7 separate regions of the Homo sapiens genome follow, and regions 1, 2, 3, 4, 5 and 7 are each linked to region 6. The links are chromatin loops, found by intact Hi-C in ENCODE. Cell type or tissue: endothelial cell of umbilical vein. All regions are shown on one strand. Region 1 has its middle 110 kb from the start of SLC4A7. Region 2 overlaps NEK10 (NIMA related kinase 10). Region 3 overlaps NEK10 (NIMA related kinase 10). Region 4 overlaps SLC4A7 (solute carrier family 4 member 7). Region 5 overlaps NEK10 (NIMA related kinase 10). Region 6 has its middle 32 kb from the start of LINC02084. Region 7 overlaps SLC4A7 (solute carrier family 4 member 7).

Region 1 (4,000 bases), 90 kb before region 6:
TATTTATATCTAGAATACACATTTATACTCAGAATACATAATTTGGATTAAAACAATCCATTTTTGTAAGTGGGCAAAATGCTTTATTTTATTTTATTTTTTTGAGACAGAGTCTCACTTTGTCACACAGGCTGGAGTGTAGTGGCTCGATCTCGGCTCACTGCAACTTCTTCCTCCTGGGCTAAACTGATCCTCCCACCTCAGCCTCCCTAGTAGCTGGGACTACAGGTGCATACCACCACCAAGTCCAGCTAATTTTTGTATTTTGAGTAGAGATAGAGCTTTGCCATGTTAGCCAGGCCTGTCTCAAACTCCTGACCTTAAGTGATCCGCCCGCCTCGGCCTCCCAAAGTTCTGGGATTACAGGCATGAGTCGCTGTGCCTGGCTTTATTTTATTTTTAATTAACATGGAATAATGTACATATTTATAGGTACGACGTGACATTTTGATATCTGTATACAATGTGTAATGATTAAATCAGGTTCATTAGTGTATCTATTACTTCAAAACATTTATCATTTCTTTGTTTTGGAAACATTCAAAATCCACAGGGTGCCATACCTCATGCTGGTAATCCCAGCGACAGAACGAAGCTCTATGTCAAAAAAAGAGAAACATGCAAAATCTTCTCTTTTAGCTATTTGAAAATATACAATAAGTTATTGTTAACTATTGTCACCCTATAGTTCTATAGAGCACTAGAGCTTACTCTTCCTATCTATCTGTCCTTTTGTATTCCGTATCCAATCTCTATCTCCCATCCCCCACCCTTCCTAGCCCATAGTAACCACAATTCTACTCTATTTCTGTGAGCTCAACTTTTTAGCTCCCACATATGAGTGAGAACATTAGAATTCCATTGCTGTTACTGCATGCTTTTTCTCTATTCTATCTCTTTGCTCCTCCCAGGAGAGGAGATTTCCTCCTGAGCAAAGGAGGTGTGTGGGTTGGGAAGGGAAAGCAAAGTAAAGGGATAGAAAACAAAAAAGAAGATATAAATGCAGCAAAAAGTAAAAACAGAAGAGCCAAAGAATGAACACTAACAGGAGAAGAAAAGCAAGAATGAGAAAGATAGGAATGCTATTCATCTTTCTGGCTTTCTCATCTCTTTTCTTCTCTGTTGATAACATAAAAGTGTGAAGAGGCTGATTTCTTTTTCAGCAAAAGCCTTCATGGAAAACACTGGTGACTGTTTTGTTTTCAATGGCTATATGCACAATGCAAGGTTGAAGAAGGAGAAATAAATTTTCTGTAAAGAAAAACAAAAATCAGTCCTGGAGTGGGAGGTGCATGCTGAGAGATGTAAATTCAATTAATCATCACTTTTGATAAAATCCAAGTCTTCTTGCACAATAATGGGTGCTGGCCTAGAATGTTACTTCCTCTTCTGTCTTCGAGGAGAGAAAAATCTGATTTCCAAAGAAAGAGAAATTCATCATCTCTCCTGGGTCACCTTCAACAACCACAGAGCTGGTTTTCTGAAGTGATGTGTCATAAAGTCACAGTACCCTTGAAGGTAACCGGAAATCATTGTTTTCACAGGGAAAAAGGCAACCGGAAGTTACAACTTCCACTGGAGAATATAATCATATCCTCTTGCCAATGTGGCTGGAACATTCCCTGACCACTGTAGCTTTTTGATACTGTCAGTGAAGGAAATAGTGATTATAAATCTTGATGAAAGATTACAGGAGTCATTTCAGCCTTAGAGAATTGCAATATGTTCAAGTGTTTAACATAATCTTAAAATGTAATAGGAACTGTTGTCTAATTTAATCATCAGTCTTTAGCTGTCAACACAGATGCATTAAGTTGGTAAATGGCAAAGGGAAAAATAAAGAAGTGGTTGTGCACAGACGAAAGGATACTTTCATTTCCCTTAGAGCTTGGTTTAGTCAACAGTTCCAAACAGTCACACAGCAGTCTGTTTGTATGAAATTTTGCCAGTGGGAATTAAGCTGAAAAAGAGTATTTTCCCTTCAGAACTTACGAGTTTCCAACTGGGACATTTTGCATAATAGATTCACTTTTCTATTGTGAACATGTGATCTACTTATGAAATGCTTCAACAAATGAAAGCAACAACAGAAAAGGCAGGACACATCCAGTATTATCAAGCTTCAATTGCTCTAAAAATTTTTCTGCAAACTCTCCCTCTTTGTTCCTTACTCTCCTCATAGCCTTCCTCTTTTCTGTCCCACCAAACCCCAAACTAACAAGTAGCAGAGGCATTTTGACGTTGAGCCATAAAAAATAATCACTATGACACACATGGTTCCAGGCCTGCTTTCACCTTCCATCAAAGCTTTGTCTCAACAACAGCTCTTTTCCAGCCTGGAATCTTGCCTTAAATTTTCGTGTCTTTTCCTCCCCAGAAGGACAGGATGTTAATGAATCACGGTCTACTAGGAAAAGCTTTTACCTAGGCTGAGGAATGGGCTTTCAAAGAAAAACCAATAATCTCCATCAAGTCCTGGAAGCAAACTAACATTGGGTCTCCCCTCACCATTCTAACAAAGCTGTGCTCTGTCTTCATTGCTCTCTTTCTCTCTTTCTTTCTCTAATACACATGTACTCATGCACACATACCTTGTCTTTTGAGTGAAAGTCTCTCTCTTTGTGACACACAAACACACATCCACACCCAAACACCGAAACACATACCCATTGTCTATTGAGAGAAAGCCTTTGGGCTTTATTGATAATTTTGACTCTGGAAATTAAGTAACTGTATCATTTTGGCAGGGACACTCGTGGGAGTTGAAGGTCAATATGCAGCTGGCTGCATCTTACAAATTGTTTCAGTAATTTTTGTTATCTCTTCCTGGAGCAGAATCTAGCTGAATACATTAGATGTAAGAACAAAGCCCAGCAGCCACAGAATTTGAATAATCACTTCCGGGGTAAACCACTCATGTCTCAGAAACCAGTTGGTGATAGACAAGATATGGAAGCCATGGAAAACCCATAAATCATTGACCAATGATGCCCGAAGAAAGGGCTTGGGATAAAATGTCAGCATGGGAAGAATAGAGCCATTTATACCATCTTTAATTACACTACAACTTAAATTATATTCAATGACATTACTTCATCTAGAGAGAAATACTAGATTCCCACAGATTTTGCTGTTTTTGAAAATCCACACCTGGCTGGGCGTGGTGGCTCACACCTGTAATCCCAGCACTTTTGGAGGCCAAGGTGGGCAAATCACTTGAGGTCAGGAGTTTGAGACTAACCTGGCCAACATGGCGAAACCCCATCTCTACTAAAAATACAAAAAAAATTTAGCTGGGCATGGTGGTGCACGCCTGTAATCCCAGCTACTTGAGATGCTGAGGAAGAAGAATCACTTGAACCCTGGGAGGCAGAGGTTGCAGAGAGCTGAGATCACGCCATTGTACTCCAGCCTAGGTGACAAGAGTGAAATTCTGTCTCAAAAGAAAATAAGAAAATAAAAAAGAGCCAGGCACAGTGGCTCACGCCTGCAATCCCAGCACTTTGGGAGGCCGAGGCAGGCAGATCACGAGGTCAGGAGTTCAAGACCAGCCTGGACAACATGGTGAAACCCCATCTCTAATAAAAATACAAAAATTAGCCAGGCATGGTGGTGAATGCCTGTAATCTCAGCTACTTGGGAGGCTGAGGCAGGAGAATTGCTTGAACCTAGTAGGCGGAGGTTGCAGTGAGCTGAGATTGTGCAATTGCACTCCAGCCTGGGCAACAAGAGCAAGACTCCACCTCAAAAAAAAAAAAAAAAAAAAAAAGAAATAATGAAATACTTGAATCAGTAGAAACATTTATATTTCCCCCAACATCTTTGTGGCTCAAAAGAAGTAGCTATTCTAGGCTTTTCATTGGGCTATGCAAAATTGTATGTGTGTGTGTGTTTATATATATAAAAAATACAGTTTTATGTATGTATATATAATAACATATATAGTATATGATATTATGTATTATACATTAATATAAATATACTTATAAACATAAGTAAA
Region 2 (4,000 bases), 370 kb before region 6:
CCTAGGGTGTATTTATACATAGCTGGGGCTTTTCAAATAATATTTAAGTAATAAACCTAGTTGGTATTAAATGGCATAGGAAAAAAAAGAAAAGAGTTCCAGAAAACTTGTATTTATTATATCTCTATTAACTTGTAATGCTGGTAAAGAATATAAAAGGGTTGACAAAGATCCACAATCTCAGGCCAGGCTGGTAGGTTTGTGGATTCTAATTACACATGACTTAACCGCAAAGGCTCTGAACTTCCCTAATGTGAACTATTGCCATAGGGAGCTGAAGCATTAACTCTTTCAGGGGCCACTCACCTTGTGGGCTCCACTTGTGGTGACCCATTCTCTTTGATCTTTGACTGCAGCAAGTTTTTGAAAAATATCTATAAAGGAAAGAAAGAGCGCAAAGAGGCATCCAGAGATTAAAGGGGGAGTACTTCCAGGAGCACAGATCTGCAGTGCATATGGGCAGGCAGAGAAAGGTCAAAGGGAACACAGCACAAAAGGAACAACAGATGCAGGAGCAGCATGGCTACTTTTTTACCCCAAGAATTACTCCTCAAGCTCCACTGGTATTTATTTTCTAATATTATTGTAATAATGAAATATAAAAATACCAAAAAAGGCAAACCTCTCTTTCCACTTGAAGTTCCTTAACATCATTACCAGTTCAAAGTGAGGCCTATTCTTCAAAGATCCTCTCTGTGAAGATTTCAACTTATAAAGAAGAGAGGGAAGGCCAGCAAATGAGAGGAACCTGCACGTTTCCTCAGCTGAGGAAAATAGTCATCCTCAAAGAGACTTCCTAGTGCCCAGGGCTTGCCATAAACTCTTCTCTCCCTGGATCTGAGAATCACTGTGCTGCTCCACAAGCAGATATGAAGAGCCAGTCCAGTCACACAAAGAAAACGGACAGGCATCCCACACGGCAGGACGTCTGTGACTCATCAAAGCTGGAGTGCAGGACAGCAGGGCTGGGAAGAGCCTCCAACGGGAGAAGATTGAGTGACTAAGGAATACCTCACACTCACAGTCCAATGTTTTCACATTCGCAGCATCAGATAAGGTTTGTTGTTATTTTTCTTTTTCATGCTCTGGATGTTTCAGATTCTATGAGGTAGGCAATCATGATTAACCCAACTTTATAGAAAAAAAACTGGATAGTCTCTGACATTTTAACAGAAATAAAAAGACGCAAAAATAGATTTTACCAAAATTTGCTTTTATGGAAGCCTCTCTTGCATTAAATAAATTGTGCTTTTCAAGGTAAAGGTTGTAATCTAAACATCTTTCTTCTGGCTGTATGTTGCCACTGAATATAACAATTGGCCTGGATGCTCAACACCTGAGCTGTGTGTGCGAACATTAATAAATATTTAAAGTATCCTTGTTTCCTGCTGCAAACACCATACTGCTTTTTCTAGCAAGTCCACAAAAATGGCTGTGTCCCTGCAATAACACTTACATGTCATGTTGACCAGCTTGTCCACAGTGTGCTGCTCTTCTCCATAGCCGAGGTACTCATTGGCTACAATCTCCATATACTGCATGAAGGACCAAACCAACAAGCCAGTCAGGACACCAAAAGCACCCAAGGAAGCAAGGAACAAGATGCTGCAGTTCTTAAAATAAACTGTAGGTGGCAAAACAGATTCATCAAATAATACTCTCATGCTCCTGGAACAGTTATCGCTCAAGTGCAAAAGGTGACTGGGTTTCTAGATTCTTTGGCTTCTCTTGCGTGCTATGAAGTTGAGGGAAAGACCATCTCAAGACTCTATAAACTCTCAAAAGTCTCAAAATGACTCTTAACTAAGTAAGTTTGTTGTGTAATTTAGTATCCAAATACAAGATACATATAAGATACATAATACATAGTATATAGAATGTTTATTCTTCAATGTATCTTTTTAGGAGAATTTTTTATAATACATTGTATATATTTTACTGACGTATATAAGCTCTGAATATATGTCTAACCAGCATACATGCAGTTAGCAATAATCAGAATAAAATGCGTACTGAGTAGTCTGATAATTCTCACTGTGGATAATGATTATAATAAGAAACAGGCTCAGGGAAACAGGTAATTTCTAATATTATAATGGAAGTTAAAATGGATAAGAAGATGCTTTGTAACATAATCTTATGAAATATTAAGTTATTAAATGAGGTACACCTCTAGTCAATTTAAAAGGTTCTTGAAAACAAAAAATAAACATGAATCAATTTTCTAAGAATATAATAAAATAAAGTAGATTTAATGTTAAATTGCCACCAACTTAATCTTCCATTAATTATTCAGAATGAGTTTGCAGGGCCACATGTTTATTATGAAAATCATTCTTTCTGTAAACATTATACAGGTTTTAGGAGACTAGCCTGTTCCAACTCAAAAACGTGATCAGAAATTTTGTTTTATTCCAGCCTGGCCAACATGGTGTAACCCTGTCTCTACTAAAAATACAAAAAAAAAAAAAAATGATCCGGGCATGGTGGCGCATGCCTGTAATCCCAGCTACTTGGGAGACTGAGGCACAAGAATCACTTGAACTTGGGAGGCAGAGGTTGCAGTGAGCTGACATCACACAACTGCACTTTAGCCTAGGTGACAAAGTGAGACCCTATCTCAAAAAAAAAAAAGAAAAAGAAAGAAAAAGAAATTTTGTTTTATTGTATTAATAAATGCAAGCCTCTGAGTTGCTCAGTATATATATTCACTTGCTTACCCTCGCTCAGTAGTTAGCAAAGCAGAAAAATAAATAAGGTCAAGATCATTCCTTTCTTTGTCATCTATTTATTAGTATTTTAGTGAGCACAGTAATCATTTTCTTGTTTGAAAATGTTTTGAACATCTTCATAATCAGTTTATTATCTTGCCAGGCCCAGTGGCACACACCTGTAATCCCAGCTACTCAGGAGGCTGAAGCAGGAGGATTGCTTGGGCCCAGCATTTTGAGACCAGCCTAGGCAACATAGTAAGACACCGTTTCAAATATATATGCATATATATATACATATTTCTTTTCCTCCCACCATATGGTATATACAATGCTAAGGGCTTCAGCCTTCCAGCCATCGCCCCTTTTGTTGTTGTGAGGCGGAGTTTCGCTCTGTTGCCCAGGCTGGAGTGCAGTGGTGCAACTTCAGCTCACTGCAACCTCCGCCCCCCAGGTTTAAGCAATTCTCTGCCTCAGCCTCCCGAGTAGCTGGGATTATAGGCACCTGGCACCATGCCTGGCTAATTTTTGTATTTTTAGTAGAGACGGGGTTTCACCATGTTGGCCAGGCTGGTCTCAAACTCCTGACCTCAGGTGATCCACCCACCTCAGCTTCCCAAAGTGCGAGGATTACAGGTGTGAGCCACCGCACCTGGCTGCCTATTTCTTATTATTACTAGCTAAAGACATGTGACCTTTTATAGCACTTTCTCATTTCATCAGGCTGAGTAAAGTGAGCCCAATTAGCCAGAACAAAATGTGGTGGGTTCCTCCCTGCTCTGTGAGTATCATGCCTCACACTCACACTTAACGCTGTCTGTCCCTCTCTGGGGCAGACAGCATAACATAGGAAAGCCACCTTCTGTCACATACCCTTTTAATTCTTGCTCATAGCAGGCACAAAATGAAAAGGCAAGACCAGCCACCACAAAAGGAATCTTACCTGAGCTAGGTTTTCAATCCCACCCAAGCTATGGAGTATTTCCTAATAAAATAAAAGCAACAAAACACATGTAAATGATGAGGGTGGAGGGGGAAGTATATTTTACATGCAATTTCTTTACTAAGTTGTCATATTTATAATTATATTGTGAAGGTCTACATTCTAATATAAATACGGAAAACTTACAGTATGTCATTCATACTACCTTTAAAATAAACTATTAATAAATATGAAAGTTGGGTTGAGATCAAGAGAATAAATCTGTGCTCAGAACCGCAGCCTGCCCCTTCATTCTTCTTAACTCCTCCTGTGTCATCATAAAATGTTCGAGTTGAGAAGAGCCATT
Region 3 (4,000 bases), 320 kb before region 6:
TCCAACCATGACTTTCACTGCTCTGAGCTTGCCTCCTCCCCTCTCCCTCTTGCTTCCTCCACTTCAGCCATGTTGGCTTTCTAGAGAGAAACATGAACCCACGAACATGCCAAATGCTATGGTTTGAATGTCTATCCTCTCCAAAATTCATGTTGAAATTTAATTGCCACTAAAACAGTATTAAAAGGTAGGACCTTTGAGAGATAATTGAGCCAAGAGTCTGTCCTCATGAGTGGGTTTAGTGCATTTTACAAAGGGCTTTCAGGAATGAGTTCTCTCTCTTTGCTCTTCTGCCATGTAAGAAAAAGTGTGACTCCCAGAGAAAACAGCATTCAAGCCTCCATCTTGGAAGCAGGGACTGGGCACTTACCAGACACCAAGCCTACTAGCACCTTGATCTTGGACTTCCCAGCCTCCAGAACTGTTCTTTATAAATTACCTAGTCTGCCAGGCATGAAGGCTCATACCTGTATTCCTAACACCTTCAGAGGCTGAAGTGGGAGGATCACTTGAAGGTCAAGAGTTTGAAACCACCCTGGGCAACATACCAAGACTCCATCTCTACAAAAAATTTAAAAATAAGCCAAGTGTGGTGGTGTGTACCTGTAGTGCAAGCTTCAAGAAGCTGAGGCAAGAGGATTGCTTGAGCCCAGGAGGTTGAGGCTGCAGTGAGCCCTCATGGTGTTACTGCGTTCCAGCCTGAGCAACGGCACAAGATCCTGTCTCTTAAAAATAAACTAATAAATAAATACCCCAGTCTGTAGTATTCTATCATAGCAGCACAAAACAGACTAAGACCATTTGTGCCCATGAACATGCCAACTATATTCTTGCCTTAAGCACTTTCTGCCTGCTTGCTGTTCTTTTCCCATAATCTCACACTGGCTTCTCCATATCCTTTGGGTTTCAGGTCAGATGTGCTCTCCTAAGTGGGGTCTCCTCTGATGAGTATCTGTGACATATTCACCCCCACACACTCATACTTACCACAGCACTCTGTTTTCTTTCCTTCTGGAGTTCATCAACATCGGAAATCCTCTTGTCCATTTATTGACTTCTTTGAACTAGCTTATAAGCCTCCTATGGCAGGGACTGTGTCTGTTTCATCCACAAATATGTCCCTGACACATAGAACAGCACATAGTGCATGACACAGTGTAAGCATGGCATAAGCCCTCAAAAAATATGTATCACAATCTGTAAGGAGTGACTTATTTTGTCAGTTATTTGCTTTTAACAGTTATTTTAAGGCTTAGAACCTCCTCTGACATCCCAAGTCTGGTGCTCCTTCTCGATGCCCACAGAGCAGCCTATACTCCCCACATATTGTTATTATGTGGTAATCAGGAAAATCCAATATCAAATGTATGGGTTTGCTCTGGGAGGTTTTGATGTTGCAATTGCCTTATTACCACAGAAGGCCAGGAACTGGGCTTCCACTATTCACCAGAGAATGGTGAGTTGTAGGCAAATAATAAATATTTATTGAATGCAATGCCTAATAAATGGATGAACGGATAAAAGGATTATTTTAAAAAAAACCTGTGTTATTACTTTTTTAGGTCAACAAATCGCTCATAAAACTCTTTTATAAATAAAATCAGTTGATGAGCATTTGTGATGTTGTAATAATCCTGAGCACATTCAGGAATTATTCAGTCATTGGGGGAAACTTAGAGTTCTATATAAGAAAATACTCATCGCTGTGCTTCTGAAACTATCTGTAATAAAGAACTCTTTAATTTCCAATCTTTTATGGACTGATACTTTTGGTTCAAATCCTGTTCAGTGAGACAATGCCACTGGTGATGTGCCTAAGATGTCATGGCAATGCTGAAGTGCTGTAAATATTTCTAAACTCTTATTCTCAATTTCTGTCTTTATCTGCTCATGGACCAGTGACACACCAGTCTGAATATCACCTGAATACCACTGGTCTGGATTATTAAAGTCTATCTTTTTAAGTAACAAAACTGTTTTCACAGCAACCCTAGATGAATCTCTAATTGAGAACCACAGCCCTAAGTACAGAGTCTGAGGGGACTAACCCAGAAATTGACAACTCCATGACAACCAGGAGAGGGCGAGAGTGAGGCTGGGAAAGGAGAACTGTGGCCAAGCAGTTAAAGCTCAAGGTGGACTCTCCATTTAAACCAAAGCAATCTTACTTCTCTGGGGTTCTGCATACAGTTTCATTAGAGAAAAGGATTCTATTGCTAAAATAAAAATAGAAAACCACTGATTCTCTAACACTTATTCTACCAATGAGATTAGGCCAAAAACTTTGGCTTTTTACAAAAACTTTTGGCCTTATCTGTAAAATAAGTGTTAAGAGAATTTGCTACACAAACACTTGTACCTATATGGGTTTTTCTTCCATTCTAATGAGAAGGTGGAAATTAAGTTTGTTATTTTGTTATATAGGGAGTAGTCACAGTAGTGAAAGATTATATATAAAAACCAAAGGCATGCTACTTTAAAAACAGAAACTTTTGGTGTCTTTGCTTTTTTTGTACACCTCAGTCATGGGACCTGAATACCATCTCAGATGGGAGAGAAGAGACTTTTCCAAACCTCAGGGTTTGGTGCGTACAGCCCTAGACAAGTACAGCTATAATCACAGTTATGATTCATTGTTGAATTTTTAAATCCATTTTTTAAAAGAAACTCTCAGAAGTAATTTCTATCCTCTATTGTTTGAAATTTGGGTTAATGCTAAAGAAGTCCCTAGAGAGGCCCCTCATTTGCTCGTGATGTCTTGGTAATTGCTGAGTAAACACATGTGACAGAGAAAGAAACACATGCCATGGCAAAATTACCTGAGTGTAATTAATCTAAATTGTGCAATATTAACCTACTAACTAAATAACATAGGGAGTATTTGTGATATGGTTTTCAGATCTCTACCCAGAAACCCGTTTTTATTCCATGGTTGCCTTAGCTACTCAAAAGATCCTCAGGTGGCCTCATATTTACTAAATATAAAACAGAGTCATTTGAATCATTATGGTAAATCGCCCACAAATCCACAAATATCTTTTTTTTCCTACTAATCACTCAGGTTGCATCTTTGTAAATACTCCATTTTATTTACTACATTTACTAATGGTTAAAAACGGTACTTATAAAGTAATAACAGGCCAGGGAGTGGTGGCTTATGCCTGTAATCCCAACACTTTGGGAGGCCAAGGCAGGCAGATCACCCGAGGTCAGTTCAAGACCAGCCTGACCAACATGGTGAAACACCGTCTCTACTAAAAACACAAAAATTAGCCAGGTGTGGTGGTGCATGCCTGTAGTCCCAGTTACTCAGGAGGCTGAGGCAGGAGAATCACTTGAACCCAGGAGGCAGAGGTTGCAGTGAGCCGAGACCGTGCCACTGCACTCCAGCCTGGACAACAGAATGAAACTCCATTTCAAAAAAAAAAAAAAAATCAATCAATCAATCAAAAATAAAGTAATAACAGTGAAAATACATCAGATTAAAGTTAATTACCATTTTGGCTATGTCAGGTTTATTATTTTGAAAAAAGCACTAAAATAAACTGCAATGAACCCTACCACAAAAGGAAGTTAGAACTTCCTGTACTGACAAGAAGTCTCTGTTTCTTCTGATGAATAATGATTAACCTTTCATTTTAGATGACAAGTTACAGTTCTGTCTGTTTTCAAAGGGACATATTAAAAGAATTTAGAGAACTTTCAGCCCCATAACTAACTAGAAGTACAAAATGGAAAATCATTTCTCTAATTCCTTTACTGTAGATATTTTTCTAAAAATTCCTCTAATAGTGATTCTTTGAGAAAAGTAGTTAAAATAAGATAAAAAGTCACATAGAGCAGCCAGAGATAAGACAAACATGTTAAAATGCACTGGTTAAATGTTTAGTTCTCAGTTTTGATGACTGTAACATGGTGATGACAAATGTCAACATTAAGGGAAGCTGAGTGAAGGGTATATGGGAATTCTGTGCTGTTTTTGCAGTTTCTATGTTACGTC
Region 4 (4,000 bases), 250 kb before region 6:
GAAAATTTCAAGGTAAATTTGGATTAAAGATAAATAACAGCATGAAACAATGGACAACTAAAATCTATTCCAAAACATAAATCCGAGTCTGTATATGATTCCAGGCAGTCAGTCATTAGAGAACTTCAATCTTCTCAAAGGCAAAATGAGAAAAAGAACACTTGATCCTATCTTTATTTAAAAGACTAAAATGTGGCTGGGCATGGTGGCTCATGCCTGTAATCCCAGCACTTTGGGAGGCCAAGGTGGGTGGATCATTTGAGGTCAGGAGTTCAAGACTAGCCTGGCCAACATGGTGAAACCCCGTCTCTACTAAAAATACAAAAATTATCTGGGTGGTAGTGGCACGCGCCGTAATCCCAGCTACTCAGGAGGCTGAGGCAGGAGAATCACTTGAACCCAGGAGGCGAGGCTGCAGTGAACCAAGATGGCGCCACTGCGCTCCAGTCTAGGCAACAGAGTAAGAACCTGTCTCTCCACCCCACCCGCCCAAGCAAAAAAAAAAAGCCTAAAATGTACTACATTCTTTGGAGAAAAGCATTAAATAGAAAAAAAGGTATGGCTGGGCCTGGTGACTCACACCTATAATCCCAGCATTTTGGGAGGCTACGGCAGGAGGATTGCTTGAGGCCAGGAGTTCAAGACCAGCCTGGGCAACACAGCAAGATACCGTCTCTACAAAAAACTTAGCCAGATGTTGTGGCATGTGCCTGTAGTCTCAGCTACTCAGAATGCTGAGTCAGGAGGATTGCTTGATCCCAGGAGTTCAAGGCTGCAGTGAGCTATGATTGTGGCACTGCAGTGAGCTATGATTGTGGCACTGCACTCCAGCCTGGGTGACAGAGTATGACTCTATCCCTATTTAAGGCACATCACTTCACTATAATTTATTTGTATGTGTTCATTCACCTTATGAGTGAACTGCATGCACACACACACACACACACAAAACCAAGCTACCAAGGCAAGACGCAATCAATGGCCCACACCTGTAATCTCAGCACTCTGGTAGGCCAAGGTGGGTGGATCACTTAAGCCCAGGAGTTCAAGACCAGCCTGGGCAACATGGTGAGACCTGGTCTCTACAAAACACGAAAATTAACCAGGCATGGTGACACGCCCCTGAGTCCCAGTTAACTGGGAAGCTGAGGCAGGAGGATTGCTTGAGTCCAGGAGGTGGAGGTTACAGTGAGCTGAGATCATGCCAGCCTCCAAAGCAAGACCCCGTCTCCAAAAAAAAAAAAAAAAAAAGTTCACCCAGCCTGGCCAGCATGGTGAAAACATGTCTCCACAAAAAAATACAAAAAATTAGCCAGACGTGGTGGCTCAGTCCTGTAGTCCCAGCTACTCAGGAGGCTGAGGCCATGAGAATCACTTGAACCCAGGGAGCAGAGGCTGCAGTGAGCTGAGATCACACCACTGCACTCCAGCCTGGGCAACAGAGTGAGACTCGGTCTAATAAAAATAAATACATAAATAAATATAAAATAAGTTCATGGCAAATTAAAACATTATAAAAAATGACTATGTTTTACTGAAGTGTTCAAATGTCTTGACCTTTAAATCTAAGTGAAACTTTTTAAAAGGGCTTAAATTATGTGTAGTCTTCTTTGTAGTCTTTTTGTAACTCAAATTTTTAATAATCTTACTCTTTTTTATTAGGTTGGTGTAAAAGCAATTGAGTTCTTGCCACTGAAAGTAATTTTTGCCATTGAAAGTAAAGCAAACTTTCAACGGCGAAAACCGCAATTACTTTTGCACCAACCTAACACAATCTATCATAAAGAAAAAAAAACATGCAGAAGTCAAAATAAATTATAAGCATTATCTACATATGCTGCTTAAGCTATGTGCTAAAAGGCATTCCAAGTGCAAGTGACTCAGAGGCAGAAAGCACCACACATGGAGGATTTTGGATAGTTGCCTGGAGTTAAGTCAACATTTTCCTCATTCTTCTGCTCCTCGCCTTTCAGCGCTGCTTCTAAGTCTTCCTCAGGCGGATGAATTACTACTGTGGGAATATCATCACTGGCAGGTGAAACCAGTAGTTCTGGGGCCTGACGCTGACTCTCTTGGGAACTTCTGGAGGTCAGGCGGCTGATGCTAGGGCTAGAAGGAGGACTGTTTTGAGGGGTGGGTACTGGGGTTGTACACCTTGAGCCTGCAGGGGTTCCAGCTCTTGAAGAAGGAAGAAGATGACCAAGAAGAAGAGATAAAGGTGATTCTCCTCTCAAGGAAAGGTTTGAGGCAGACAGACCTGTTCGCAAAGAGTGGCGGGAGGCTGAAAGGCCTTCCCCTGAGATAAAACAAATAAATGAAAAATGATGAAGTCCACTGCAGAAGGCAAATAGAGACATTTAAAAAAAAATCAATTTACACTATAAATTGCATACTTCAAAGGCCCAAAATTTCAAAGTCATGTGATGGTTAGCATGTCAATCGGGTTTTTACATGTTAGAAAGTCACTAAAAAGTTGGTTAAAACTGTAATTAGTTCTCAGAACACATAAAAAAAAATTGTTAATGACAGATGGTGGGGGCAATATCCTGTTAGAAATTAGAATGACCAATAGCATGGCATTTTTAAAAAGGACAATATCAATACAAAGTCACTGCTTAAACAATAAATAGCAAATGAAAATATGTAATACACAATTAATATAACTCAAACCAAAAATAACCAAAACTAATAGCTTATATTTAGCGTATTTTTCCTACATTTTACCAAACAGCTACAGACAATTATCTCTTAGAGAAAAAGTTCATGTTAACATTAAGTAATAATTTCTAACTTAAAACTGGTATTAAATATTTACAATATTAAGTCAGTAAGACACCATCTACAGGTGGTGCTGCTCTGAAGTTTTAAAAAAAGACAAATAACAGAAATTTTTTAAAAAGAGAAACACAATGTCAATTTTAAAGGATACATATTCTTGAGCTCTCTAAAAATATTAATAAATGTCCTAAAGTATGCTTTTCATTTCTGATATGTAGCAGATACATTAAAACAAATACATATAATTTTTTATTTCACTAGCTAAGAATAAAGTACTTCTCACCAACAACAGCAATATAGCAGTAGGTCTAAAATATTTCAAAAGGTCATGCATACTTTTAATTAAACCCCTCATATTTGTACTAAGTGTATCTTAAAAGAATAACATTCTTTATGAAAAACATGCAAATACAATATTCAATTCCATATGGCCTAATCAAAGTTACATGCTCAAGAGGTTTCAGAAATAGTTAAACTATAATCCATTAGGAAACACCATTTAAACAATAAGCTACATGCAGGAAAAACTCAAATTATAACTATATTTCAACAAAAGAACATGCTAAAATGGCATTTAAAAGAAAACAGTCAATGTCTTCTGATGAGCAAATTACAATTGGACAATAGTGAGGAACAACTGCATACGAAGAGTAAAGACTGAATAGGGTCCCTCTGGATAAATGAACTTATTTCACCAAAGGAGAGAATATAAACAACAAATAAAAGACAAAAAAGAGAGTTAAAATGCGCTATACATTGGCTTGTTTTTACATTGCATTTTGGTCCATAAGAGGTATTCTTTTACTCTTAAGATTGCTTAAATACAACATGGCATAATTTTAAATGGATTAAAAAGGGTTTTCATGGCCAAGTGGAAGATAAAAAAGATGATTATTTTCAACTTTAGAAAAACTAGACCCTATCACCTATGCTTGCTTGTTGGTAGAACACTTAAAAGTCATACTATTATTTCAGGGGTAAAAAAGATGAGCAGGCACTGTGCCCCATACTCCACTAGTCCTCACTGTAATCCTCACGAGCTTTGGGTAATAGTAGCAGCTTACAGCAACTACTGGAGGCTACAGTGACTCTCCATAAGCCACTCTGATCCTTTGCACCCGGGTTTTCCAGACTCACTGTCAGAGTTCTCAACCCTACTGATGCATTCCTCTGCTTTACACAGAAGAATAAAGAAAGGCAAAACCTCCAAGTGTCCAGCATT
Region 5 (4,000 bases), 550 kb before region 6:
GTTTAGGTGCTTATAATATGCCTAGAACTATGCCAAACACTGTAGCCTTGGTACTATAGGATCTGACACTTTGGACCAGGAAATACATATCTGCTTTAGTAGTATATATAGTCAGATGCCTGTCTTGGAGTGCTCCTGAAAATTCAGCTGCAGAGAGGTCAGATTTAGGTACCAATCATTCCAGAAGAAAGAGAGGATAGATTAGCATATATTAAGACCAGACTAGGATGAGTTACATTTAGTAAGTGAGTAGTAGAAAGTCATGGTAGGACCTTAGAAAACATGGTAACAAAAAAAATGGGGATTAAAAAAATGATTTGTCATGCTTTGTAGGTTGGATCTCTACAAGAAAATCAAAAGTCCTGGAAAGCACAGAAAGATGAAGTGACATTTAGAAGAAGGATAATAGAAAAGAAATTGGGTCAGGATTAAAAGGGTCTCAGAGTGGAAATAATATTTGGTTTTGTTTAAATTATGGAAAGAACTTGAAGGGAGAGAAAGAGGAACCAGTCAGAAAAAAGATGGCTAAGTGGAAAGGAAAATGTGATAGTAAGAGATCTCAATATTAAACAAGAATATAATTCAAAGCTCAGATCAAAAGAAAGAAGAATGTATCAGAAATAATTATTACCCCAACCCTGCTCTATTTTCTAGGCTCCTTTACAGGCTTAGTTAGTACCATGTGACTACTTTTGGTCAATAAAAATGATGTGTGTCACTCTGAGGATAAGACAATTCAAAGTCAGTGTGTTTTCTCCACCACTGTCCTCCCTACTGCAAGGAGCTTGGCATTACCATCCTATTCTGACTGCACAGCCACAAGAAGGAACAGGGCCACCTGAGCAGCCCGAATGGAACTGAGTAAGAAATAAACCTCTATTGTGTCAAGCCAAGGAATTTCAGGGTGTAACTGTTCGTTCAGCATGACTTAACCTTATCTTATTTACTCAAGTTTTGTCAGACAGGAGGACATATAAAAGATAATGGCAGAGCAAAGAATAGGGCCTACAGGGAGGGGCTCACAACACTGATTGCACAGCCAAATAAAAACTTTTCATCATCCCAAATATAGTAGAATGTAGGGCCCATTATGAAGTACTGTAATTATATAAAACAGGAAAATAATTCAATTGAAAAATGTTTTTAAAAATATATCTTTGGCTGGGTGCAGTGGCTTATGCCTTTAATCCCAGCACTTTGGGAGGCCGAGGCAGGAGGATCACCTGAGGTAAGGAGTTCAAGACTAGCCTGACCAACATGGAGAAACCCCATCTCTACTAAAAATACAAAATTAGCCGGGCATGGTGGTGCATGCCTGTAATCCCAGCTACTTGGGAGGCTGAGGCAGGACAGTTGCTTGAACCCCGGAGGTGGAGGTTGTGGTGAGCTGAGATAATGCCATTGCACTCCAGCCTGGGCAATGAGAGCGAAACTCCATCTCAAAAAATAAAAAATGTATCTTTTATCCTAGTGTTTGAGTCAAAATACGTTAATTAGCGAAGAAATAAGACTCTTCTGGAGATACTGAAGCACTTCAGTGTACTCTGAAATGTTTTGTAGGTTGGCAGCACTGAGTCTCCTCTGACCTCTTTTCAGGTCAATATTATAGTTTCTTTTGCCTTAATCCAGATGGGATCCCTTCCTCGGCTCCCAGCAAATAGTCATAATTATTATTGTCCTTTCACATGAAATGAAAGGAGGAAATTTAAAAAAATGTGGAATAGAGAAAGAAAAGAGAGGAAGGGGGGTGCAGGGAGAGAGAGAGAGATTTCTCAGCATTAAGGAGCAAATCAAAGACAGATGAGAAGGAAAATGAGTATAAATGATATATGTGTGTGAGAGAGAAAAGCAAAAGAGAAATGAATTTAACTTAGAATAGAAACAGACATGAAGGTGAGGAGCATGTGCATGTATATTCCTAGCAGGAAGATGGGATGGAGTAATGAGGGGACCAGAAAGTACCTGGACAGAGCACAGGTTTGATAATTCCCTTTTGTAATGCACCAAAAGTTGCCACTTCCCCAAACCAAACACCAGAGGGCAGTGTTGGCCCAGAACCCTCTAGCTGCTGCCCAGCTGACTGCAAGGGGCTGTCAAACAGAAAGGCAGCGAGCCTTCTCTGCTATGACAAACTTTTGAAAGTGTGGAACACCAGTGGGCTCATAGCTTCCTTCAAAGGGGACTTAACCCACTACTGGAAGCTATGAGTATCAGATTATTAATTCAGGTACTCTGAGAATTCTTGCGATTTATTTAACTTGAGAAGCCTCTAGTTAAGTTAGAATTGTTTTTACTGCTCCTGATGGTCTGAATTAAGCCTCAAAAACTCATTTGAGTAAGTTAACATTCAGTCAACTTAAGCTGCATATATATTAGAAAGCTATTGATCTTACTGGAATAATTATTACAATGGACAGCACCCCATCTTTGAAGTTTTTTCATACAAGAATTTAAAATTTTACACAAAATGATGACTCATGCATAGTTTAATTGCAGGTGATATAAACATAATAATATATTATACGTAAGGACTATAATACTAAGAATAGAATATTAATGTCTATGATTCATTTGAGCCAGACACTATGACTACTCATTTATGCGCAGTCTCACTTTTTTCTCCACGACAAACTTATAAAGCAAGTACTATTTTATAGGTGAGGAAGTCAGAGCTTAAAGACATTATGTAACATGCAAGAATACTTTCTGAGCAGCGTCTTCTAGCACAGCCATTATTCTAGAACAGATGCCACCATGACTAGCATTACTGTAGGATAGCACTTTATAGTTTAGAAACATTTTCAGCCAGGCACGGTGGTTCATGCCTGTATTGCCAGCACTTTGGGAGGCAAAGGTGGGAGGACCGCTTGAGCCCAGGAGAGTTCAAGACCAGCCTTGGGCAACATGGCAAGATCCATCTCCAATAAAGAAACAAATAAACAAACATTTTTACATACTTTATTTCATTTGAGGCAAGTAGTCTCATAAGCTCCCCCATCTTACAAATGAAGAAAGTGACTCTTAAAAAGATAATTACTTCCTCAAAGTCACACACCTAAAAGCTTGGTTTTTGTTTGCTTGTTTTTACTATACTACACAAAGTAACAAAATAATGAAAGCCGATCTGCATGTTTTATACTAGGTTTTCTCAAACTTGCATAATATTAATATTGGAAAAGAATATATAGATTTCTACATATGGAAGAATATATGGATTCTTTTAAAGAACTTGCTATATTCTCTAGTATCTCCAAGAATACATCAGAAGACTATCCATTGTTCACAGGACTCCATTTGATAAAAAGTGATTTAAGTTAGTTCCTAATTCTATTTTTTAAAAAGTTATTTTGACATTACTGCATAAGAGGATATTTCCCTAAATGCTAAAACAGAATGTTCAAAGACTGTTATCAAACTAAATACACAAAACATAACACTTCTCTTAGAATTTACAAACCCTGAAAATGGCAGTCAATTTAAGAAATACAACTTTATCCTAAATATCTTATTCTGTTAAATCTAGGTCACCCTTGCCATTAGTACAGGAGATCCAGATGAGCAGGTATGGATGGTTCTAGTCTTATCCATCACTACTGCTGAAAAAACACAGAACGTTTCACCAATGACAGTCAGTAGTATAATTTTCATTGGAGGACAACACATTGCTATTCTGAACTACATTTTTTTCCATTGGCAATAACTGTGGTTGTGAAGACAAACAATTCAAAGGCGCTTCAAATAAATGGCTTGCCTGTTCTCTAGGAGATCGATTTTTTTTTTTTTTTTTTTTTTTTTTTGAGATAGAGTCTTGCTCTGTCACCCAGGCTGGAGTGCAGTGGCGCCATCTCATCTCACTGCAAGCTCCACCTCCCAGGTTCACGCCACTATCCTGCCTCAGCCTCCCGAGTAGCTGGGACTACAGGCGCCCACCACCACGCCCGGCTAATTTTTTCTATTTTTAGTAGAGACGGTGTTTCACTGTGTTAGCCAGGATGGTCTC
Region 6 (4,000 bases):
AGTAGCTGGGATTACAGGCATGTGCCACCAAGCCCAGCTAGTTTTTATATTTTTAGTGGAGATGGGGTTTTGCCATGTTGGCCAGGCTGGTCTTAAACTTCTGGCCTCAATTGATCCACCTGCCTCAGCCTCCTAAAGTGCTGAGATTACAGGCATGAGCCACTGCACTTGGCCCACATAACTTGTATTTTAGTATATTGTTATAATTGTTCTATTTTATTATTAGTTATTTGTGTTAATCTCTTACTGTGCCTAATTTATAAATTAAACTTTATCATGTGTATCTATGTATAGGAAAAAACATAGTATACATAGGGTTCAGTATTAGCTGCAGTCTCATCCACTAGGGATCTTGGCACACATTCCTTGACGATAAGGGGGAACTACTGTTTAAGTGGCTTCAAGTGACTTTTACAGATCAGTTGAAACCCTCAGCTCCTAGTATATATCCACCCTGGCTTCTTCCCTCTTTGCTTTGCTTGGAGCTTGCTCTGAGTAACTTGTTTTCAGTCATAACTTTTGTATTAAAACAGATGAGGGTGGCCAGGCCAGATGGCTCATGCCTGTATGCCTGTAATCCCAGCACTTTGTGAGGCCAAGGCAGGAGGATCACTTGAGCCCAGGAGTTTGAGACCAGCCTGGGCAACATGGTGAGACCACATCTCCACAAAAAATAAACAAAATCAGCCAGATGTGGTGGTGTGTGCCTGTGGTCCCAGCTACTCAGGGGGCTAACAAGGAAGGCTCTCTTGAGCCTAAGCAGATGAATCTGCAGTGAGCAGTGTTTGTGCCACTGCTCTCCAGCCTGGGCGACAGAGCAAGACTCTGTCTCAAAAAACAAATGAACACACCCACAAAAAAACCACCCCCACCGCTACCAAAATAAACAGATGAGGGTGTGGGACACCCTTTAATTTTGTTTTTCTTAAACTATCTCTACTTCGAGTTCTGGGAACTTGAATAATGTTTTCTCTCTTCCAACTGCACTTAGGGATCTTGTGATCCAGTTCAGTCATAAGCCACTTACAAGCTTATGTGAGATAGAAGCTCCAGCACGTTCATGAAGGCAGCTCATATAACCAAGATCACCCCCTTCCCTTTTCCTTTTCCCACATGCTGACTCCAAGTAAGTTTTTTGTTGTTGTTTTGTTTTCATTTTTTAGAGACAGGGTCTCACTCTGTCAGCTCACTACAGCCTGGGCCTCCTGGGCTCAAGCAGTCCTCCTGCCTCAGCCTCCTGAGTAGGTGGGACCACAGACACATGCCACCACACCTGGCTAATTAAAAAAAAAAATTGTGTGGAGAAGGGGGTCTCACTATGTTGCTCAGGCTGGTCTCCAACTCCTGGCCTCAGCAATCCTCTTGCCTCAGCCTCCCAAAGCAATGAAATTACAAGCATGAGCCACTGCACCAGGCTGCCAAGTGGTTTTTACTAGGAATCAGGACTTTTAAGACTGACAGTGACACAGAAATTGACACTTGCTTTACCCTGCTGGAGCTCATCAAGGACAATGGCAGCCTGTTGGGCATGCTCAGCATGCCAGACCACAGACCAAGGTCTCAGCTTCCCTCTGGAACTCCACTACAAGCAGATCGTATCGGTGAGTGCTTAAACACAGTGGCATGAATAGAGCAGCCCACTGTCTCATTACTTTAAGCACCACGCTTGAGAATTCCAAGCCAACAGAAGAACTCGACCTGTTCCCAAGCCTTTTGTTGCCGTCTCCTAAATCCTGCAAGTCCTCCTCCTTAAACTAAAGGGCTGGGGATTTCAGAAAGGGTGAAGGAAACAGTGCTCTTGAATCAGAAACAAGAACAAGGCACACAGGAACTTTTTCCTGACCTTCAACTTAATCACTTGCCTACCAAGGAGCTAAAAGCATTCACATTTTAATTTTCAAGGAAATGTTTGGTCTCAGTTTTCAGGTTCTTCCTGCTTGACTGGGTGTCCTCATTTCTCTCAGAAAAAAAAAAAAAAAAAAAGACAGTGATGACACAGATCTGCCTGCCCTCTAGTGGGCAACGAAAAGAATTTAAAGTATGACGAAAGACGAGCCTCCAGGGAATTAAGATGACTTTTTAACTTTGCTACATTTCCCCTAACTGACTAGCAGATTGAGTTTTTGCCAACACTGCTCAAACAGAACCTGCAGACCATGTCTACAAGAAGTTGAACTTTTTCTTGATAAAAACAATGACTGGTGGGAGAAAAAAGAGGTGACATCAGAAAACGGGGAAATCACTGGGTTTGGAATGAGCTGTGCATGGCACTGAAGAGTCATGTGACTAGATCTCACCAATCATCAGCTATCTCATATGTCAAACTGGGATAATAGTACCCATTATCATACCAGTGCGGTGAGAATCGAGGACATCTGGAACATATTATTTGTGTTAATTGTGCTTCATCAAGCCATGTGACTTTGGCTAGAGTGCAGTGGCACCATCTCGGTTCACTGCAACCTGCACCGCCTGGGTTCAAGTGATTCTCCTGCCTCAGCCTCCAGAATAGCTGGGACTACAGATGCCCGCCACCACCCCTGGCTAATTTTTGTATTTTTAGTAGGGACGGGATTTCACCATATTGGCCAGGCTGGTCTCAAACTCCTGACCTCAAGTGATCCACCCGCCTTGGCATCCCAAAGTGCTGAGATTACAGGCGTGAGCCACCGCCACCGTTCAAGCCTCGTGACTTTAAAGAGAAGATACCATTATAAAATGAAGGCAGAGGAAGGGTGAAAACAAAGGCACCATCCTGGCTAACACGGTGAAACCCGGTCTCTACTAAAAATACAAAATATTAGCCGGGCGTGGGGGTGGGCGCCTGTAGTCCCAGCTACTCGGGAGGCTGAGACAGGAGAATGGTGTGAACCCGGGAGGCAGAGCTTGCAATGAGCCGAGATCGCGCCACTGCACTCCGGCCTGGGCAACACAGCGAGACTCTGTCTCAAAAAAAAAAAAAAAAAAAAAAGAGAAAAGGAAACAAAGGCACTGAGAAAGAAGCTCAAGCCCACCCACAGAGAACCCTTAAAGACACAAATTCATGTTTCTTGCTTAAATCTTAATTCAATCTGATTCCACAAATAGGTTTACTCTGATACAATTATCAGCAGTACAATTGAAATCTAAAGAAAGAAAAAATGACTTTCCTTCAGGTGTCTGCAATGTAAATGAAAATTAAAGCCTGGATATATGATTGTCTTTTCTCACTTAGTTTGCAATGAAATCAGCCCACCAAAATATAAACTTTTACCTAGCACTCTTTTCAAAAAACTTTTAACACACACATTTTAAAAAATTCTCTCACCTCCTACTTAACCTGAAATCTTGCTTAGAAACAAAGCTAAACTTGGAGTGATAATGGCTTTTCTTTAGCTACAATTCCTAAGGTTAAAAAAAAAAAACAAAATTAAAAACTACTGATGTATGCTATTTAAAAAAATAAAAAGCAGCCATCCTCCCATCTGCCTGCAAACCCCAATGTAAAAAAATAAATAAATAAAAATAAAAAATAAAATACTTTTCTAAACTCTGAAAGAAGATCTAAACTCCGACACTCTGGCCTCAGGACCCAATGTTAAAAAATAAATCTTAGAATTCAATCTTCTGTGACTTTTTTTTTTCTCAAGATTATCTAAATTTGGCTTATTATGAAGACAAGGACAACCATTCAATACTTATTTATTCCCCAATTAATTCACTCAGACATGCCAAAGCTCTGTACACATGATAATGTCTGACATTTCTTGCTTTCTATGGTATAACAGGAAACTTGACATCTCAACAAAAAAGATAAAATGAGGACATATATCATAAGACTATTGAATTCTTCAGGAAGGCAATATTATTTTAAGATTATGCTTCAAAGAATTATAAGCAAAATGAAGAGGCACCATTTCAAAAGCACTGATAGTAAATTAAACTTAAAGGAATAATATTCTGAACACTTATAATAATGTAACTCAAAAACCAATCTGTTCTCACAGAAATCTCCAGGACG
Region 7 (4,000 bases), 210 kb before region 6:
GAGATCAGGAGATCGAAACCACCCTGGCTAACACGGGGTTTTCTCTACTAAAAATACAAAAAATTAGCCAGGCGTGGTGGCTGGCACCTGTAGTCCCAGCTACTCGGGAGGCTGAGGCAGGAGAATGGCATGAACCCGGGAGGCGGAGGTTGCAGTGAGCTGAGATCGCCCCACTGCACTCCAGCCTGGGCGACAGAGCAAGAGTCCGTCTCAAAAAAAAAAAAAGAAAGAAAGAAAGAAAGAAAACTGTACAGGAATTAAAGTGATTAAGAAAGCATATGTAGTATCCATTTAAGTTCCTTTACAGATGGGAAATTACTTTTTCTGTACAGGAACATAATACAGGAATGTAACTAGATGTAAATGATACTGCTGACAAAGCAGAGGGCCCATGTTTTCTCTTTATATGACAGAAAAGGGGGTACATTGGCTGGGCGCGGTGGCTCACGCCTGTAATCCCAGCACTTTGGGAGGCCGAGGCGGGCGGATCACGAGGTCAGGAGATCGAGACCATCCTGGCTAACACGGTGAAACCCCGTCTCTACTAAAAATACAAAAAATTAGCCGGGCGAGGTGGTGGGCACCTGTAGTCCCAGCAACTCAAAAGGCTGAGGCAGGAGAATGGTGTGAACCCCGGGGGACGGAGCCTGCAGTGAGCCGAGATCGCGCCACTGCACTCCAACCTGGGCGACAGCGAGACTCCGTCTCAAAAAAAAAAAAGAAAAAGAAAAGGGGGTACATTAAGGTGCACAATTTTAATTATGAGAAGATACGTTTTAAATTCTTTAAAATTTTTACTTTCTTGGACAGCCGTGGTGATTCACACCTGTAATCCCAGCACTTTGGGAAGCTGAGGCAGGTGGATCACCTGAGGTCAGGAGTTCGAGACCAGCCTAGCCAATATGACGGAGCCCCGTCTCTATAAAAAAATACCAAAATTAGCCATCTCTATAAAAAATACCAAAATTAGCCCCGCGTGCTGGTGCGCGCCTGTAGTCCCAGCTACTAGGGAGGCTGAGACAGGAGAATTGCTTGAACCTGGGAGGCAGCAGTTTCAGAGAGCCGCGATTGCGCCACTGCACTCCAGCTTGGGCAAAAGAGCAAGACTCCATCTCAAGAAAAAAAAAATTTTTTTAATTTTCTTTATATTTTCCTATACTCTTTAGAAATATAAGTTGGGAAGAATAATCTCCATTAACAATGGATGAGTGAGGAAGTTAGTTTTATTTAGTATTCCACAGTCATACACTGTGGTTGTTACTAGCTTTTATAATAGTCTTACACTAAACAATTTTAGGAGCAAGTATTACTCTCCCAAATATGTGAAAGAAACTTGAGGCTCAGAAAAGTTAAATAGTTTTCCCAAGGTCCCATTGCTTCAGCTTGGATAAGATATAATTTAAAATCATGTCCCACTTCCAGGGACAATGCACTTTTCACTGGGCCACTTACAAACATTATTTTTAATTCTCACAAAAACTCCTTATGGTAACACAGCTGATCATTATTTAAATCAGGGGTATCTGATTTCAAAGAGCTCATGTTCATTCCACTAGGCCACATACCTTCCCCTATATTAAACTACATATAATTTTACTTATATGCCTTATTTATGGAATTCTAAGTAAAACATAATTAATCACAAAAAATTTCACTTCATTATTTTAAAACACTTTACTAGCAATTCAGTAACAGCTAATTAAATTGAAATCGCAGCAATAAGCAGCACAAATGTCAACACAATAAATCAGCTTTAATACTATAACAAACATGAAGGTTTTAATTTAATTTACACATAAATTTGAAGCAAGTAGCCAAGAAAAGAGGAAGAAGAAATCCCGTAAAACAAATGGAAACCTGTCTCACTTTAAAACATATGTTTCAGTGAGGAGCACAGCCAGTCCACTCCTTTCACACTGCTAAATATCACTGCCGAGTTCACACTGCTTAATTTGGGCGACCATTTCAGTATTTAACACCACTAAAATTTAGGCTTCACCAATGTATAAGATCACCATCTAGTGGTTATGATTAGAACCATGGAATTTTTCTCTCATGCTGTGATTATGGTTAAGAGAATGACTCTAAAGGCAAAGAAATTCAGTTTGAAAAACTTCTCTAGCAGTTGCTTTAAGAAAGCTGTACATTTAATTTCATTCAGAAAAAAATTATCAAGGCAAAGTACTATTAAATATTTCATTTTTATACTAGCCAAATTTAGGATATAGTAGAATAGTATTCAGATATGCATTTTATATGTAAATAAAATCCTCTCAGGTTCAAGAGATTCTCCTGCCTCAGCCTCCCAAGTAGCTGGGATTACAGGTACACATCACCACACCCAGCTAAGCTAACTTTTCTATTTTTAGTAGAGATGACGTTTCACCATGTTGGCCAGGCTGGTCTTGAACTCCTGACTTCAAGTGATCCGCCCGCCTCGGCCTCCCACAGTGTTGGGATTACAGGCGTGAGCCACCAAGAGCAGCCTTATAAATTCTTATTAAGAGATTAAAACAATTTACACATGTTTGACAACAGCTACTAATTAATGACATAATCCAAAAAATTATCTCCATAAGTTGTATATTAGGATAAAATTAAGACTAGATACTGAAAAACTGTACATAAACATATGCAATGCAATTTGTCAACCAATTTATTTTGGCTGAAGATAATACATGATCTAAGCTGAGTGCAGTGATACACACCGGTCACACTCAGTCAAGAGACTGAGGTGGAGGATTGCTTGAGCCCAGGAGTTAGAGCTGCACTGTGCTATGAAGCCACCTGTTAATAGCCACTGCACTCCAGCCTGGGCAACATGGTTCTAGGAAGAAATTAATAATAATTGTAATAATATAGGTTCTAGATCTAGTAAGATTGTCTGAATTGAAATCCTGGCTCTTCACTTACTACGCTGGGCAGATTACTTAGTCTCACTGGATCTGTTTCCTCATCTGTAGAATGGGGATAACAATATTTATACAAATGATAGGCTAAAAAAAATTAAACAAGATGTTGCATGCAATGAATACAGTTTAGAAACATTTCTGGTACAATATAAGCATTCAATGAAATACTAGGAGTGGGGCGTGATGGCTCATGCATATAATCCTAGCATTTTGGGAGGCCGGGGTGGGCGGATCACTTGAGGTCAGGAGTTCCAGACCAGCCTGGCCATCACGCAAAATGCTGTCTCTACTAAAAATACAAATATTAGCCAGGCTTCGTGGCACACACCTGTAATCCCAGCTACTTGGGAAGCTTAGACAGGAGAATTGCTTGAACCCAGGAAGCGGAGGTTGCAGTGAGCTGATTTTGCACCACTACACTCCAGCCTGGGCGACAGAGGGAGACTGCGTCTCAATAAAAGAAAAAAAAAAACTTAAATACTAGGTATTAGTACTCTTTGGAAAAAACTCAAATCATTTTTCCTGTGCTCTCACAACAATCATCACCGTAGAAGATGACTTCTATGACCAAATGTCAGGGGATTTCTCCCCACGAGCAAGCCAAGTAAGCAATCAATTCTGCAGCAGACACCAGCTGGGTGTCCTCTAATTAATTAATTCCAACACTACCTGGAGATAGTGTTAGATCCCACAGGTTGAGGGCTCAGTCACCAAGACTCTTCCCCACCACCCCATCCCCTACTAATCACAAGTCCAGGCCTCTGGAACTTTAAATTGGGGTTTCCACAATCCCCTCTTTGGGTTTAATTAATGTCCTGGAGCAGCTCACAGAACTCACAGACACACTTACTTATGTTTACTGATTTATAAAGGATATTATAAAGGATACAAATGGAGTTCGAGACCAGCCTGACCAACATGGAGAGACCCTGTCTCTATTAAAAATACAATTAGCCGGGCGTGGTGGCACATGCCTGTAATACCAGCTACTCAGGAGGCTGAGGCAGGAGAATCACTTGAACCCGGGAAGCAGAGGTTGCAGTGAGCCTAGATCATGCCATTGCACTCCAGCTTGGGCAACAAGAGCA

Evidence for each region. Peaks named below come from ENCODE experiments on the same cell type or tissue, not always from the same donor. Only the 100,000 strongest peaks of a DNase experiment are listed, where the experiment ranks them.
Region 1: it touches region 6 in a loop (8-fold over the local background); 2 of 110 quality-filtered maps call a loop at or near these places.
Region 2: it touches region 6 in a loop (13-fold over the local background); 80 of 110 quality-filtered maps call a loop at or near these places.
Region 3: it touches region 6 in a loop (10-fold over the local background); 23 of 110 quality-filtered maps call a loop at or near these places.
Region 4: a loop joins it to region 6, with 3 times the contacts of the local background. A loop is called at or near these places in 6 of 110 quality-filtered maps.
Region 5: it touches region 6 in a loop (11-fold over the local background); 30 of 110 quality-filtered maps call a loop at or near these places.
Region 7: it touches region 6 in a loop (4-fold over the local background); 11 of 110 quality-filtered maps call a loop at or near these places.

The regions. Positions count from the first base shown.
Region 1 is chr3:27,589,166-27,593,165 of GRCh38, forward strand. No RefSeq gene overlaps it. Among named protein-coding and RNA genes, the nearest start is that of SLC4A7, 110 kb to the left of the region's middle. In endothelial cell of umbilical vein, no CTCF peak of the experiment used is centred here; DNase peaks (open chromatin) are centred at 1,576, 2,336 and 2,846; H3K27ac peaks cover 3,309 bases.
Region 2 is chr3:27,310,643-27,314,642 of GRCh38, forward strand. It overlaps NEK10 (NIMA related kinase 10), which reads right to left. Exons shown (of 36, transcript NM_001394966.1): 7 at 3,655-3,696; 8 at 1,457-1,535; 9 at 307-374. Among named protein-coding and RNA genes, the nearest start is that of NEK10, 57 kb to the right of the region's middle. RefSeq lists an enhancer at 206-1,405. In endothelial cell of umbilical vein, a CTCF peak has its summit at 1,613; DNase peaks (open chromatin) are centred at 939 and 1,619; H3K27ac peaks cover 462 bases.
Region 3 is chr3:27,355,784-27,359,783 of GRCh38, forward strand. All of the region lies in intron 1 of NEK10 (NIMA related kinase 10), which reads right to left. Among named protein-coding and RNA genes, the nearest start is that of NEK10, 12 kb to the right of the region's middle. In endothelial cell of umbilical vein, a CTCF peak has its summit at 2,083 (motif pointing right); DNase peaks (open chromatin) are centred at 2,098 and 3,718; H3K27ac peaks cover 715 bases.
Region 4 is chr3:27,429,374-27,433,373 of GRCh38, forward strand. It overlaps SLC4A7 (solute carrier family 4 member 7), which reads right to left. Exons shown (of 26, transcript NM_001321103.2): 7 at 1,925-2,296. Among named protein-coding and RNA genes, the nearest start is that of SLC4A7, 53 kb to the right of the region's middle. In endothelial cell of umbilical vein, no CTCF peak of the experiment used is centred here; a DNase peak (open chromatin) is centred at 1,918; H3K27ac peaks cover 462 bases.
Region 5 is chr3:27,132,334-27,136,333 of GRCh38, forward strand. The region is part of intron 31 of NEK10 (NIMA related kinase 10); the gene reads right to left. Among named protein-coding and RNA genes, the nearest start is that of NEK10, 240 kb to the right of the region's middle. RefSeq lists a silencer at 1,965-2,124. In endothelial cell of umbilical vein, a CTCF peak has its summit at 2,040 (motif pointing right); a DNase peak (open chromatin) is centred at 2,078.
Region 6 is chr3:27,679,362-27,683,361 of GRCh38, forward strand. No RefSeq gene overlaps it. Among named protein-coding and RNA genes, the nearest start is that of LINC02084, 32 kb to the right of the region's middle. In endothelial cell of umbilical vein, a CTCF peak has its summit at 2,040 (motif pointing left); a DNase peak (open chromatin) is centred at 2,120; H3K27ac peaks cover 375 bases.
Region 7 is chr3:27,465,742-27,469,741 of GRCh38, forward strand. The region is part of intron 1 of SLC4A7 (solute carrier family 4 member 7); the gene reads right to left. Among named protein-coding and RNA genes, the nearest start is that of SLC4A7, 17 kb to the right of the region's middle. In endothelial cell of umbilical vein, a CTCF peak has its summit at 1,999 (motif pointing left); a DNase peak (open chromatin) is centred at 2,000.